Regions from separate parts of the Homo sapiens genome. Here region 2 is linked to region 1. A link is a contact called in ENCODE Hi-C data. All regions are on one chromosome and are shown on one strand. Each heading gives the region's core, a stretch centred on a gene start or an enhancer-like site at or near the end of the contact. The rest is flanking DNA. Distances are from core to core; before and after follow the strand shown. Region 1 holds the start of ENTREP1 (endosomal transmembrane epsin interactor 1). Region 2 overlaps TJP2 (tight junction protein 2).

What was found. Hi-C counts contacts between places; a loop is a spot of excess contacts on that map. Pooled maps may share reads with other maps.
Region 2: a map of ovary shows a loop between it and region 1 (2.4-fold over the local background). The contact joins the enhancer-like site here to the promoter of ENTREP1 in region 1. A Hi-C loop is called at or near these places in 6 of 168 maps with a recorded cell type or tissue (Right ventricle myocardium inferior, esophagus muscularis mucosa, heart left ventricle and 3 more) and 11 of 50 pooled maps.

Annotation. Positions count from the first base shown.
Region 1 is chr9:69,323,234-69,328,184 of GRCh38, forward strand. ENTREP1 (endosomal transmembrane epsin interactor 1) reads left to right here and starts at 1,982. Exons shown (of 11, transcript NM_001347995.2): 1 at 1,982-2,490. The coding sequence starts at 2,077.
Region 2 is chr9:69,213,157-69,218,107 of GRCh38, forward strand. It overlaps TJP2 (tight junction protein 2), which reads left to right. Exons shown (of 23, transcript NM_004817.4): 3 at 3,183-3,307. Among named protein-coding and RNA genes, the nearest start is that of TJP2, 41 kb to the left of the region's middle. Within about 2 kb of position 2,880, at least 3 of the 41 ENCODE cell types and tissues checked have a DNase peak (open chromatin) inside an H3K27ac peak, as active enhancers do; they include ovary, where a contact is called at or near this core.

The DNA of each region.
Region 1 (4,951 bases), core at 732-3,231:
TCTTTCCAGTCATAATCATGTCCCTCCTCAAGGACCAGTGGATATCCTGACTTCTAACAGCAACATTCTTAGACACAAATAATACATTTTTTGTAGTAAGTTTCAGGTGTCAAGAACTGGCCAATGAAATAGATTTGTTTAGCTGAGAGAATTTCTTAAGACTCAGTCAGACTTACTATATTGCATGGTGTAATACATTGTTAAAAATTAAATACTGTTAAGCTTGTATATAAAATAGAGTATAACCTCAGCCCCAAGAAGCTTTTCATTTAACATCAGCAGCAATTTAAGAGCATATACTGTATGGCATTTTTAAAAACTGCATGAAGCCGGGCGCGGTGGCTCACGCCTGTAATCCCAGCACTTTGGGAGGCCGAGGCGGGCGGATCACGAGGTCAAGAGATCCAGACCATCCTGGCCAACATGGTGAAACCCCGTCTCTATTAAAAAATATAAAAATTAGCTGGGTGTGGTGGCGGGCACCTGTAGTCCCAGCTACTCTGGAGGCTGAGGCAGGAGAATCGCTTGAACCCGGGAGGCGGAGGTTGCAGTGAGCCGAGATCACGCCATTGCACTCCAGCCTGGGCAACAGAGCGAGACACCATCTCAAACAAAACAAAACAAAACAAAAAACCCCTGCATGAATCAACAGACTTTAAACACTTATTTTGAAAGACATTTCCCTTTTCCTCCAGAATTTGAATTTATTCATGGGAGCAGTCTGTAAAGGAAGTCCTAGGCACCATTAAAGACAAGTGCTTTAATAATTTAAGAAGTGTGCATGTAAACTTGGGCACATTGACAGTATATTACATTGGGTTAAAGTGTAACGACCAATATAAATCCAGCTTCCACAAGCAGAGCATAAAAACTGACACATACTTTTCTTGGTTTATTGGGTAGGAGGATGTTAAATACCTTATGGTAAGATAAGCTTTCTAATACTGGAACTGACTAACTGCAAAGAACACTGCTCTGGTTCTTATCAGGAAAAAAAGTCCATTATAATCATTTTAGGCACGAAACTTTCTACGCATTAGAATTCTTCCGAGGTGAAAAGTATATTATTAAGGGAATTCATTTTGCAAAGAGGAATCTTTTTTTTTTTTTTTTTTTTTTTTTTGCTCTAAAGATTTTTCATAAATTACCAGAGTAGTTTAGGATTTTATTAGGATATTTCCTCGGAAGTTTGGGGGTTCCGTGTTCTATCAGGTGATGCCTAATAGATGCCTGATATAGCTCATAAGTCAATGAGAGGACAGAGCGTTACACTTGCCATGCACTCCGGGCTGCCCCGGGTACTTTCTTTACGGATGCTGGATGCTTCCAAGGTAACCCAGTCCTTTCATTCCCGCTCCTACCGAGATGCCGGGAAAGCACTCCCGCGCCGATGCGAGGTAGGCACGTCCTGCGCCCTGTGAGCGGTAACTGCGCTCGGCGTCGTCCTTCCCGAAGTCCTTGGCTTACACCTCTTCCCATCGAGTCGCCCCAAAGCCCCTCCTCCAGGCATCCCCCTCCTTGGGCAAAAGTTTAAGGGCGGGCCCCCTTCTCACTAAAGCGCGCCAGGGCCTCTCTCGTGGCTGGACAGAGAAGGCTCCTCGCTCTTCTCTAGCCCCAGCTCGGCGGGTGGGGACAGACGCTGAGACTCTCGGTGGCCGGCGCTGACGTGTCCTGGCCGTGAGGTGCCTCCCACCTCGAGGGACTTACTTAAATATTTGGGGCAGGGCACCCTCCCAGGACCCCAGGAAGCCGGCGCAGGTTCGGCGGGGACCCTGAGGCTGTGGCGCACTTGCCCCGGCACAGCGCGAGCACGGAGTGCGCGTGGGTGAGAGTGAGGGTGCGCCCAGGGCCAGCGGGAGGCGGACCCGCCAGGCGGCAGGTGGGTGCGGCCGGCTGGAGCCAGGGCAGCGGCAGCGGCGGCAGCAAGTGGTTGGGCCGTGCGCATTTCCTTCCCTCCCCCTCGGCCTCGGAGCCCGTCTGCAGTGCCCAGTGTGCTGCGCCTTCGGCTCGGCTCCGCTCCGCGTCCTCTGCCCGCCGCAGCCGGCCGCACCCGGCCGCACCCTTCCCCGTCCGTCCATGTCCCTGCCCGTGGTGCTCCCGGGCTCCTGCTGCCCCGTGGCTGGGCTTTCGGGTGGGCCGCAGGCCGGGGGCCCGGGCGCCGCTGCCGCCGCCGCTCAGGAGCCGCCGCTGCCCCCGCTGCGGCCGCGCTGGCCCCGGGGCGCGCTGCAGCCCCCGTCGCGGCCTCGCTGCGCGGCCACCGCTGCTGCCGGGGTGCTGGCCGCGCCGCCGGCGCTCTCCTCCCGCCGGGCAGTCGCCGCCGCTGCCGCCGCGGCCCCGGGCTCCGCGCTGCTGCCCGCCCGCCCGCTGCTGTCACTTGGGCTGCTTCAGCTGATCTTGGGCTGCTGCATGGTGGCGCTCAGCTTCGGGGCGCTGTCGCTGAGCAGCTCCCCGCAGGTGAAGAACTCGTGCCCGTTCTGGGCCGGCTCCTCGGTGAGTACCGCGCGCGCGCCCCGTTCGCCCGGTCATCCCGGTGATAGGGGGCTCTGGTCGTTCCTCTCCATTGCCCCTTTGTTGGCCTCCAGGGCTGCAGTTGGGGGAGCCTCACGCCACCTGAAGTTTTTGGAGGCTGGAGAAAAATGTTCCGCGACGGTCGAGTTCAGGGGTGAATTGGGTTGCACCTGGGTAGTGTCTGTTGCGCGCAGGCTGAAGAATTTTATTTTCCCTGTCAAGCTAATAGAATTAAAGACACCCAGCTCTTTGGGAGATTGGAAGGACAGGGTGTGGGTGGCAGGAAAGTGGGAGGAAAATGATTAAACTTCTTTTGGTTATTGAGTATTTGCTGCACTGACAACGTCTGTGCTGGGAGGGCAGGGATTTTGATCATTTTTGTTCACTGATGTATCAAGAATGCCTGGCACATAGTAGGTGTATTTGTGAGATGGGACAGTTTGACTGGGGCACATCGCTTGTTTTATTCTGCATTAAGACACACGTAAATGTGAAATGTGTAGGGTGGCTCGACCCCCAGACGAGTTCAGGAGGTAATGAGGGGGTGTGTGTGAACTGGCGCTTGTACCTGGTCATTAAAGGAAGGCCTTAACCCCACTGGGTTCCTGGAGCCATGCAGGCTGCTGTGCAGAATTCAGTTTGTGAGAACCGGGACCTGTCATTATGGATGAGCTGGCCAAAAGTCCTGGAGTGCCCAGCAGCTAGCTAGAGATGTCTGCTCTACAGGACCCACTCCTCCCTCCTCCAACCGGGAACGCTGAGCCTGGGGCCAAAGAGTGCCCAACTTCAGAGAAAAGCTGCTGCCAGCCAGTATCTATGGACACCGGGTGGCCACTCCCCCCTGCCTCCTAACAATCTCACAATTTCCAAGGCATCCAACCCCTTGACGTTTTCTGGGTGTTGAGAGACTTGGAAACACATCTTTGTGGAATGACTATGGAAGATGAGCACAGTAAATAACCTCTCTTTATATCTTTTTTTTTTAATTTTTAATTTTTATTTTTAAGGGACAGAGTTTCCCCATGTTGCCCAGGCTGGTTTCCAACTCCTGAGCTCAAGCGATCCTCCTGCCTCGGCCTCCCAAAGTGTGGGGATTAGAGGCATGAGCCACCACAGCCGACCGTAAATAACCTTTCTATGAACTCACTGTGTAAATCTGAAAGTCTAGCAATGCTGCTAGGTTTTAGTAAGATGTATAATCAGTGTATGTCCTGAATGGTAAGAACGGCTTTTGCAGTTTCACACATACTGCAATTCAAGACCAAATTGAAAAAAAAAAAAAAGGACTCGAAGAACTAATTGAACCCAAAGTAATTGTTTGAATAAGAACATTAAGAACGTTAGGTTCCTTGAGACTCGCCTGAAATTGTATACTTCATCCAGTGTCAGTTTGCTTTCCTTTTGAAATACTTTCATGTTGAATGAACTTATTGGGGTACGTGCTGGACTGTGGTGAGTGAAAGCCATGATTTGTGCCTCATGAAAAAACGCCACCCTGGTGGCTCTGCCTGTGGGCTCTGCCACTGGCCTCTATGAGTGTTCAGGAAAACTACAGAAGGATGGATATTCCAGACAAGGTAGGAATTAGACCCGTTATGCCACCTATTCTGTTTGTCTGACTAAGTCCAGCCAAATGGTGGGTGCATTTCATTTCTCTAAATACCACGGGCCAGTAATGATCTTGCATATATTTTTAGGAATTTGCTCTTTATAAAATCATAATCTATTGTCTTCTCAAACATAGCTAGTTTAGGATTCTTAAAAACTATTTTTTGTCTTCTAAAATTAAAAGCTGAAATCAGTTTACTATTGTGAATCATTTCAGAGGTAAATGCACTTAGATATCGGTCAAGCCACAGTTGAATTTGATGAAGTACCAAAAGAAAAGAAAAGAAAAAAAAAGGCCTTCCACCAGAAGGTGAAGGTTAATACTCCTGGTCTGCTGGCTGGGTATGTCCTTGTCTCCAGGTCTGGGCACACCAGAGGAGAGAAAGAAATCAGTGATTTGGAACTGACAAGTTCTCTGCTATATGTCTTTCCCCATTCTTCCCCATACTCTCCAAACACAGGTCTATATGCAACTCTATAACTGTTGGCTATTCCTACTTTTTGTGACTTGTTCCTGAGATTGACCTCAGAATTTGCAAAGTGACAACAGAAGCAGTAGATACTGTATTTATAGAACAATTAAATACAAATTTAAGAGGATGGCTTTAGGCACCATGACTCTCTTGGTGCTTTAGGGGAAAAAAGCCTTGTATCACATGTTTTGAATTTATGCATGTGACAGAGGTTGTTTTTTAAAAACCTCGTGTTATGGAAAAGTTTACATTTATGCAGTATACGATGAACCCACATATACCTTTCACCCAGCTTCAACAATGGTTTCATCTGCACCCCCTTCCTGGGCTCTGCTGCTGGCCTTGTGTCTTCTGATAAACTT
Region 2 (4,951 bases), core at 1,630-4,129, 110 kb before region 1:
GGGTTCAAGCAATTTTCCTGCCTCAGCCTCCCAAGTAGCTGGGATTACAGGCGCCTATCACCACGCCCGGCTAATTTTGTATTTTTAATAGAGACGGGGTTTCTCCATGTTGGTCAGGCTGGTCTCGAACTCCTGACCTCAGGTGATCCACCCACCTTGGCCCGCAAAGTGCTGGGTTGCAGGCGTGAGCCACCGTGCCCAGACGGTTCCGCATTTTTATTCCGTCAAGCTGCCTTCCGGTCATCATCACTGTGATTTTCCTGGTTTTTCTGCAGGGTTTCTTCTTCTGGCTCTGAATTCCTCCAAGGTCTGACATCTCCTAGAGGGACCATAAGTTCCTCATAGGAAGAGTTTTCCTTTGACCCTCAGAACTGTGAGCTTCAAGCTTTGTCTTCTATGAAAATTAAAGACATTCCCGAATTTAATGTTTGTTGAATTAATCCAGGTAGAAAAAAATGTCTCTGGGCCAGTGCCCAGGTACCCAGACTTCCAGATCAGTAATCACAATTTCCTCATTTGAGGGGTTTTGTCTGCTTAGGTCTTATTTTTCAACTTTCCTCGTCTTTCTGACTCTCCTCTGCCCTTTCCCTGAGCATTTCATGCATTCCTTGAGTTGTGGACCCAAAATTGGCAGAGGTCAGAGATTTTTTTAGGCTTGGCATAGAGGATGGAGCTGCCTCTGTCTAAAACCAGGTGCCGGCTGGTGGTGCTGCCAAATTCAAAGCCATGTGATTAATAGACAACACCCCCAACCTGTTTTGAGTTTGTAATTGTGTATAATCAGTCAGCATAGTGGGCCTCACGTGGGAAACTTTCCTTGGAAAGGAAGATTTTCTTTTAGTCTCGGAGTAAATTTTTATATAATCGAACCCAGATTTAAGAATATACAGTCAAATATACTCATATTATCTGGATGAAACTGGGCTTAGATACATATATATATTTTTGAAATGGAGTCTCATTCAGTTGCCCAGGCTGGAGTGTAATTGCATGATCTCAGCTCACTGCAACCTTCACCTCCTAGGTTCAAGTGATTTTCCTGCTCCAGCCTCCTAAGTAGCTGGGATTACAGGGGTGTGCCACCACACCTGGCTAATTTTTGTATTTTTAGTAGAGATGGGGTTTTGCCATGTTGGCCAGGCTGATCTCGAACTCCTGGACTCAAGCAATTCACCCGCCTTGGCCTCCCGAAGTGCTGGGATTACAGGTGTGAGCCACCGCACCTGGCCCAGACTTAGCTTTTTAAAACACAAATGAATTAGGATTATGTATTATCTATGCTCACCATTGTGCATTGCTAGACTGATCATGGATGTAATAAATCTTATTTCCGATCTTCCATGCATGAAGAAAAGGGTTTAGTGCTTTGCTTTTCATGAGATCTCAACACATATTTTACGTTCAAATTTTATCTTTAAAATCCAGTTACGGGCCGGGCGCAGTAGCTCACGCCTGTAATCCCCACACTTTGGGAGGCAGAGACAGGTGGATCACAAGGTCAGGAGATCGAGACCATCCTGGCCAACATGGTGAAACCCTCCCTGTCTCTCTACTAAAAATACAAAAATTAGCTGGGTGTGGTGGCACATGCCTGTAGTCCCAGCTACTCAGGAGGCTGAGGCAGGAGAATCACTTGAACCTAGGAGGCAGGGGTTGCAGTGAGCCAGCACCACTGCACTCCAGCCTGGCAACAGAGCAAGACTCCATCTCAAAAAAAAAAAAAACAAACAAATCCATTTACTTCTTTTTCACTGTATGTTGAAATGAAACTACCAACACATCTACTTTGAAGTTAAAGGTATACTTTAAAAATATAATTTTAGGCAGACATAAGAAAGAACGAAATATGTCCTTTGCAGCAACACGAATGTACCTGGAGGCCATTATCCTAAGCAAATTAATGCTGAAACAGAAAACCAAATACTGCATGTTCTCACTTAGAAGTGGGAGCTAAACATTGGGTACACACAGACACAAGGACAGGAACAGTAAACACTGGGAATTCCAAAAGTACGGAGGGAGGGAGAGGAGCAAAGTTTGAAAAACTACTTCTTGGGTACTGTGTTCGGTACTTGAGTGACAGGATCATTAGAAGCCCAAACCTCAGCATCAGACAATACACATATATAACAAACCTGCACATGTACTCCTGAATCTAAAATAAAAATAAAATTAAAAAGGATTGGCTAGCACTGGGAAGAGCAGTCTTTTCCCGCCCAGCTAGAAAGTTGTGGTTTTTTTTTTTTGTTTTTTAGAGACTTCTCCATTTGCCCAATTTAAAGTGCAAAAGCTGCCTTGGCTTGTTGAAGCCTTGACCTCACAGGCTCAGGTGATTCTCCCACCTCAGCCTCCCAAGTATCTGGGACTATGGATGTGCACCACCATGACCAGCTATTTTTTTCTATTTCTAGTAAAGACAGGGTTTTGCCATGTTGTCCAGGCTGGTCTTGAGCTGCTGGACTCAAGCAATCTGCCTGCATTGGCCTCCCAAAGTGCTGGGATTATAGACATGAGCCATGAGCCTAGGCAGAAGGTTTTTTTTTTTTTAATATGTCAAAACATCACAATATACAGAAGAATTAAAAATATTTACAGTACAGGCCAGGCACAATGGCTGTCTGTTGTAATCCCAGTGCTTTGGGAGGTTGAGACAGGAGGCTCATTTGAGCCCAGAAATTTGAGGCTGTAGTGAGTAGTGATCACACCGCTGCACTCCAGCCTAGCAACAGATCAAAACTCTGTCTCTTAAAAAACAAATACAATAAGGAAATCTGAAAATTAAAAAATACAGTTTTAGTACAGGTTCAGTTTTTACTGAAGTTGTTCCAGCTCGGGCCAGCATGATGCAAAGAGGTACAACTGGTGCTTCAAACAGTACGTCCCTATTTGGACTGAAGACATTGTTTCCTATCCCGGCCAGCTTCTAGTGATAACTCCAGTCTGCACTATCAATCTTTTCCAGCCTCTACAGGCTGTTTCTTTCAGATAAGGAATTTCCCTTTATAAACCTGTCAGCTGACAATGACTATGCTTTGTTTTGTTTCTCATTTGTTTCTGTAAGCCCATCTGTTCCTGAACAGTCTCTGGTTATTGATTTGACCTTTATTTTATTGAGTGCTTGTAATAAATCCTGAAAGCCACTTATTGAAGGATTTTTAATATTTCTCCTCTCTGATGTACAGGATTCCAAAAGAGGATTTGGAATTGCAGTGTCCGGAGGCAGAGACAACCCCCACTTTGAAAATGGAGAAACGTCAATTGTCATTTCTGATGTGCTCCCGGGTGGGCCTGCTGATGGGCTGCTCCAGTGAGTGTCCTCCCTCGCTCCGCAGCCCCTACCAGCCCTACTGGTTGGCCCTAGACGGGGTATTTTGGTTGGTGTCCACTTTATTTAAAAAAAAGAAAAAAATAACAAACTTTTATATAATATTTGAAAAGTCTTCAAGCTGGAATGGAAGCCATAACACACCATGTTTGAATAATGCCCAAACCTTGGGAACACCCCAGCTTTGGAGCGAGGAGGGCAGTTGTTTCCGTAAGAAGATAGTTCCAAACATCCCTCCTAGGTTTAGGAATCATTTCTGAACATGGAGTTTTAAATTGGCATGCTTCTCAACCCCGATGCTTAACCAACACTGTTTATGTTTGTTTTAATTTATATTCTTTAAGAATTTAATGAGGAGACTTTGGTTTATTGATTATCTTATTTGTAAGAGTGATGTGGAAGTTGGGACAATTTACTATAGGAAAACCACAAGTTTTCCAACTGCCAGCTTTCTGACCTGAAGAAGTAACACCATTTTATTTTAATTTTTAATAAATTTTTTCTTTTCTTTTTTTTTTTTTTTTTCAGACAGAGTCTTGCTCTGTCACCCAGTCTGGATTGCAGTGGTGCGATCTCAGCTCACTGCAACCATCACCTTCCGAGTTCAAGCAATTCTCTTCTGCCTCAGCCACCTGAGTAGCTGGGATTACAGGTGCCTGCCACCACTCCCAGCTAATTTTTGTATTTTTAGTAGAGACGGGTTTTCGCCATGTTGGCTAGGCTGGTGTCAAACTCCTGACCTGAAGTGATCTGCCCACCTCGGCCTCCCAAAGTGCTGGGATTACAGGCATGAGCCACCATACCCAGCTGGTAACACCATTTTACATGATACATGCCTGATTCCCACAGGATAACTTCTCAGGACGAAGTCTAAAGTTAACTGTATGGCTGCATTGGATAAATAGCTCAAAAGTTTAGGTTTTGTTGGTGTTTAAAGCCTCTGTGAACTAAGCACAGTGGCTCACGCCTATAATCCTGCACTTTGGGAGGCTGAGGTGGCAGGAACGCTTGAGGCCAGGTGTTCAAGATCAGCCTGGGCAACCTAGTGAGACCCTGTTGGGATGGCATGTACCTACTCGGGTCCCAGCTACTTGGGAGGCTAAGGTGAGAGAATCCTTTGAGCTCGGGAAGTTGAGGTTGCGGTGAGCTATCATCAGTCACACTACTGCAGTCCTTCCTGGGTGAGAGAGGGAAACCATGCCTCTTAAAAAATAAAATTATAGTTAAGAAAGTCTCTATAGTTTTATCAAAGTTAGTAGTCTTTCATATGGAGAAATGCAAAATTTTAAAGTAATATTTGGGATGAACTGGAACAATAGGATTCTGTGATCTCAAAATTTCTTAAGAATCCAAGGCAAGCCCTTTTCCTGCACAAAAGCACAAATGGATATACACCTACTTGGAAGGAGTGTTTTTAGACTTTTCTGAAGCCCACCGTGCACCTCAGGCAATAGGGGACTGATAGAGAAATTCCTTTTGTGTCCAGACCTCACCGTCATCAAGTACCTCCTGGTGTGATGCTGTGGTTTGGGGAGATCAGGCCTCTCTCTTCCCAGATGATTTCCATTTAGACACTCAGAATTGAGCTGTATGGCCCCCAGTTCCTTTCTTTGGAAGATCTCAGGC